2 separate regions of the Homo sapiens genome follow, and region 2 is linked to region 1. The links are chromatin loops, found by intact Hi-C in ENCODE. Cell type or tissue: HepG2. All regions are shown on one strand. Links, peaks and the distances in the headings refer to the core of each region. The heading gives the core; the rest is flanking DNA.

The links. Peaks named below come from ENCODE experiments on the same cell type or tissue, not always from the same donor. Only the 100,000 strongest peaks of a DNase experiment are listed, where the experiment ranks them.
Region 2: it touches region 1 in a loop (3.0-fold over the local background); 4 of 110 quality-filtered maps call a loop at or near these places.

The regions. Positions count from the first base shown.
Region 1 is chr18:11,499,098-11,501,914 of GRCh38, forward strand. The region is part of intron 2 of LINC01255 (long intergenic non-protein coding RNA 1255); the gene reads left to right. Among named protein-coding and RNA genes, the nearest start is that of LINC01255, 12 kb to the left of the region's middle. In HepG2, for the core only: no CTCF peak of the experiment used is centred there; DNase peaks (open chromatin) are centred at 1,514, 1,884 and 2,424; H3K4me3 peaks cover 1,182 bases.
Region 2 is chr18:11,406,046-11,408,862 of GRCh38, forward strand. The region is part of intron 1 of LOC107985173 (a long non-coding RNA gene); the gene reads right to left. The region is part of intron 1 of LOC124904250 (a long non-coding RNA gene); the gene reads right to left. Among named protein-coding and RNA genes, the nearest start is that of LINC01928, 47 kb to the right of the region's middle. In HepG2, for the core only: no CTCF peak of the experiment used is centred there; no DNase peak of the experiment used is centred there.

The sequences.
Region 1 (2,817 bases), core at 166-2,665:
TTCCTTGCTGGCTCATCCTCCTCCACCCAGTCATTAAATGTTGTAATTTCTCAAAGTTCATTTATAGTTCATTCCTTTCACACTCTATCAATACCCATGGCCATACAGAGACTCCCAAATTCCTTTGTCCAATCTTGATTACTCTTCTGAGATCCAGAGCTATATAGCTAGATGGATGTCTTTCTAGCTGTCTCTATTGGGATATCAGAAAGACACACTTCAACACTATATGCTTCTGAATTCGTAACATTTCCCACAATAACAACCTTAGTCTGCTTCCAGTGGTTCCTCTCTGAGTAAAACCAGCATCCACCATTTGGAGATGCTTCAACGCTGGCAGTCAATCCAGTCTTTCTCTCTCTCACTGTGTGTAAATTGTCTCTCTCCCAGTCAAGGGAGATTTTCCTTCCTAGGTTTCTCTGTCTCCATCCTCACCACCACCCTCATCCTAGAAACCATGCCTGCCCATGCCGCAACCTCTTGATTTGTCTCCATACATCTGGCCTGTCCATCTGCGTTTGTTCTCCACATGGTGAACAGAAAGTTCTTTACAAAATGCAAACCTGATTTTACCACCCTTTGCCTAAAATCCTTCCGCAGCTTACCCCAACTCCAGGTATAAAGCCCATAGGCTCTTCGTGGTCTTCTCCTGCCTAAGTCATTCACTCCATCTGCACCCTACTCCCCCCACCCCAGGATGCCCAAGCACCGGCGACACCCAGTGCTTTCAGCTCATCAGACAAACCATTCCTTTCCCCACCTCTGCCACCTCCACCAGGCCTTGAAGACATTTTCCCTCTACTCAGAAGGTACTCCTCATCCTTCGGCAAGTTCAACCCTATTTCTCCTTCAGATCTCAGCTGAAACATGACCCCTCCAGAAAGGCTTTCCTGAGTGTCCCGTCTAGCTCAGCCCCTCACCACGCTTCCCGGCTCTCGGCCTCTCCTGGAAGCGCTGGCCACTGCTGGGCTTCCGCACTTCCTCTGTGTGTATGTGACTGCATGTTCCGAGGCTCCACATCTTTGGGCTTAGGAACCACTTCAGGTTTCATTGTTTTCTGTACAAATCACGGTGTGTAGCCAGGACCTGGCATATAGCAGGCACTTGATAAATATTCACTAATATCAGTCAATGATTTCACCCTTTTTATGCAAACTTTTGCAACAGGCTGGATTATTCAGGAGGGATAGTATATTCTTGAGTTATCAGTCAAGTAGATTCCCTCTCCTCCCCTGCCCTGTCCTCAACCAGCCTGACTTCAGCAATTTCACTCATTATTTGTCTTCTAGAAGAGACAACTTGCCTCCTAGAGATAGATGAGAGGGCGACTTACTCTGCCTACTTACAGGTCATGCTAGAAACGTTTTTCTAGGAAAGGTACTGAAACCCTTAACAAAAATCAGTTTGTGGTTCATCAATTCACATTGTTTAAATGCCTCATGAGAATGGACAAGTGGAAGTAAGCTACAGCTATTTTTGTGACTCACCAAAACTAGAGGTCACAGCTGTGCCCCAGGGCAGTCCTGCCCAAAGCTACTTGCTTTCAACCTCACATGAGTCACCCTGTGCGGCTGGAAAGAGCAAAGTCTTGACGGAGATTCCATTTTTTTTTTTTCTGGCCGAATGACTAATAAAAGATCACCTTGTCAAATTTAGCCTTAGCAACAGGCAGTAAATTTGTAAGTGTACTGTTGAATTAAGTTCCTGCTCTTAAATTTGAAAGGATAGATTTGTCACCTTAAAAAAAAAAGATTTTAATTTTAAAAACAAGTGATTCTCTTTATCCTCTGTAAAGATTCCTGGCAAGTTATCTTTGCCAGGGCAAAAAATAGAGGCCTGGAGGCTTTCATGTATTTTCTAAAGGTGAGCAGGTCACCGGTCAAAAGTTCTTCACTATAGACAAAGGGATGGTGTATTTACTATTGCTTATACAGATAGTTGTGTTTAAACTGGTTGGCCTTTAAATATTTGACCCCAAGAAGAGGGCATCTTTTCTTTATCAGGCTAAAAGTTTTTAAACGTAGAAAAATCAAATAAAGAAAACGGAAATTTTCAAAGATTAGAAGGGATCCAGATTTAGCCACAGTGAAATTGCTCAGCACAGGGGACATCTAAGAAAGCATACTATACTAAAAAAAATTCTTCATTATTACTATCATTCCCATATTTGAAGTTTGTCCATAAATGCAAACCACAAATATAGAACATTGCATCACAAAGATGTTCTTCATAGCCTAAGAAAGTAGAGCTGCTGGACTTCTCTTCATTATCAAGATTTACCATTACAGGCTTTACACTTTTAAATTTGTTTGTATCCGTTTTACCAATGAGGAAATTGACAGCCAGAGAAGTTAATTAATTTGTTTAGTGGTTCCCAGAGTACAAAGAGCATAAAAAGCTGAGCAGGCACCATGGTGCTTAGGAGTGTGGACTCTAAAGACATGCTGCATGTGTTTACATCCCTGCTCCATCATCCACTGTGTGACTGCAGGCAAGTCCAATGGCTACTCTAAGCCTTGGCTTCCTTGGCTATGAAACACAGATGATAATACTGAGCTCGTACCATCATTTTACATTCTAAGTGAGATCATGCATAGCAAGCAGTCGAAACAGTGCCTGGCACATCGTAAGCTCTTAAAAGCTTTAGCTGTGTTTTAAAATCACCTGGAGAGCTCACTAAAGATTAGGATACCTGGGAACCTCCTCAAGAGATCATGATTCACTAGATCTGGGCAAGAACCTAGGAATCTGCATTTTGATAAACACTGCCAGTGAGTTGGAAAACCACTATTAGTGCAGCCAGATGTACCTAATTCC
Region 2 (2,817 bases), core at 238-2,737, 93 kb before region 1:
GGAGAGCATCCATCTCCACAATCGCTACAGAGCTCCTAGTACGATTCACTGGGGCTGCCCCAGAGGAGTTAACCCAGACTTCAGGATTTCCTGACATGCAGAATAGTTTTTCTTTTTTGTTTTTTTTCTTTTTTTTGGGACAAAGTTTTACTCTTGTTGCCCAGGCTGGAGTGCAATGGCGTGAGCTCAGCTCATTGCAATCTCCGCCTCCTGGGTTCAAATGATTCTTCTGCCTCAGCCACCTGAGTAGCTGAGATTACAGGCGCCCGCCACCATACCCAGCTAATTTTTGTGTTTTTAGTAGAGACAGGGTTTCACCATGTTGGTCAGGCTGGTCTTGAACTCCTGACCTCAGGTGATCCACCCGCCTCAGCCTCCCAAAATACTGGGATTACAGGTATGAGCCACTGCACCCAGCCCCAGAATAGTTTTTCATGTGTTGATGCTCACCTCACACCCAGTTATGATTTACTAGACTGTAAACTTAGAAGAAACCAAAACTATAAAGAAATTTAAATCCATCTTCTTTTTCTCCATCTCTACCAGACTGCTTCACCCTAATCCTTTACCTTGTTTTGCCTGGGGCATTATAATTACTGTCTCCATTACTGCTGGAATGACCTTTCTAACGTGTGGAAGATAAGGCCCAATATTCTCCACATGGAATCCAAGGTTTCTTGTGACCAGATGTCTGCATTTGCTTTCTCACCAGTTTCTAGATTGCATTTTGCTTCCCAAAATTCCAAGCTATCATGCCTACATAGATGTGTACGCGTCTGTGCCTTTGCTTATGCTCTTCTTTCTTTGTGAATTGTCCTTCTCAGTTGTATTTGCTAAACTCCTATGTATACTTCAAAACTCAGGTTAGGCATCACCTCTCCTGGCCTCCTCAGGCTGAGCTCAGTGTCCTCAAATCTCTGTTTCCATTGCCCCTATATATTTGATTGTTTATCACATTTAATGTTTTTTTCTTTTTCTTGAGATGGAGTCTCACTCTGTCGGCAGGCTGGAGGGCAGTGGCTCCATCTCTGCTCACTGCAACTTCCGCTTCCCAGGTTCAAGTGATTCTCCTGCCTCAGCCTCCCGAGTAGCTGGGACTACAGGTGCCCACCACCATGCCCGGCTAATTTTTGTATTTTTAGTAGAGACGGGGTTTCACCATGTTGGCCAGGATGGTCTTGATCTCTTGACCTTGTGATCCACCCACCTCGGGCTCCCAAAGTACTGAGATTACAGGCATGAGCCACCACAGCTGGCTTAAATTTTTTTTTTTTTCATTTTGTCTCTCTGCCCCAAAGAAATTCTATGTGCTATATTCATTAATCCCTAGCATAGGATCTCACATAGACATTAGATAAACATTAAACTTACTAAAATCTCGCTAATTTTTAGATAAGGAGAATGCAATTTTTATGCATTGAGCACCCCCAATTTCCTCTGGCAAATTAAAGATGTTACTTAGTTTGTAACAATTCAGAAAACTTTAACTATGGTAGCTCCAATTGCACAATTGGTTGGCACCAGGTACTTACAAAACAGAAAGCTTCAATTCATGGAAACCTAGAGCACTGCATTACAATGATCACTGGTGCTGTTAATTGTAACTCTCTGGAATAGAAACACGTGACATTAGCCAATAACCATGGTCTCTTATGATGAGCTGCCTACTTCGTATAGAGATGGCTCTCGTTGTTATCAACGTCGTTTTCAAGCCTCCAAGTTGCTTGTACATGTTATGCGACTTACCTTATTCAGAATCCAGAAGGCCACAAATGTCTGGGAATGTTCATGACTGAGTGAATAAAACTGTTCTAAAGAATAATTTTTAAAATTCTTCTGGTTGGTACAAATAGGAAACACTGTTTAGTTGCAATCACCAAATTAAGGTAGACAAATCTATGGAGGAAAAAATGTGCATTATTGACATCTCTGAGCTGAGAAACATTTTTCAGTCACACTGTACAGCCCATCCAGGAATTACTGAGCTCCAAATATAGATGATGACTAAGATATATAGAATCTCCTCGACAGGGCTTGCTTAAGCCTGAGCACTTTCCCCAGGGCTGCTGCATATTGTACTTGCACATCTCAGATTTGGTCAAAACCAGGCCTCTATCAGAACGGCGGCCAAGAACTGTTGGCTCTTCTGATCCCTGAATACTGGTTGTCTACACATGTGGGAGATATTCTCCTCTCTTTTTAGCATCCTTTCTTCTGTCATCACACTTCAAGGGCTTTACTCAAATTTAACACATGGCAAATGTGTGAATGCTTCAGATGCTGAATGAATTAAAAATGTAAGTGATTCTTTAACTAGATCATGGGTAACCCCCCAAAAGGCCAAGGATGGGGGAAATGAAATAATTCGACAATGAGACTTTCTAGCACACAGTTGAATCCCCTGTGCAGAGTATGCTTTTTTAATGCAATCTCTAGCATAACTTCTCAGGTATTAACTCTGGAAATATTTGTTTGTTCAAAGTTTCTCATCATAAACAGGAAGGCAGAGATTTGCAGAGCTTTTGTTCATGCTTTATTTTCTTCATGAGTAACTAATTAGTAGCTTAGAAGATTACCAGAAAGATTTTAGAAAAATGACACAATGGCATTGGTTAGTATTTATGCTTTAAGTTTTGACCATTTAAAGCAGAAAAATAGGGAACTGGGCAATTGGCCCAGCCATCTATAACAGTCACAAGAAGAAGTTGACTGACAAGAGAACAAGGCACATACTGTTTTTTTCCTGGCAAATATGAACAACAAGCATAGACACTCGAAAAATATTCGATGCAGATCTCAAAAAAGGAAGGAAATCCA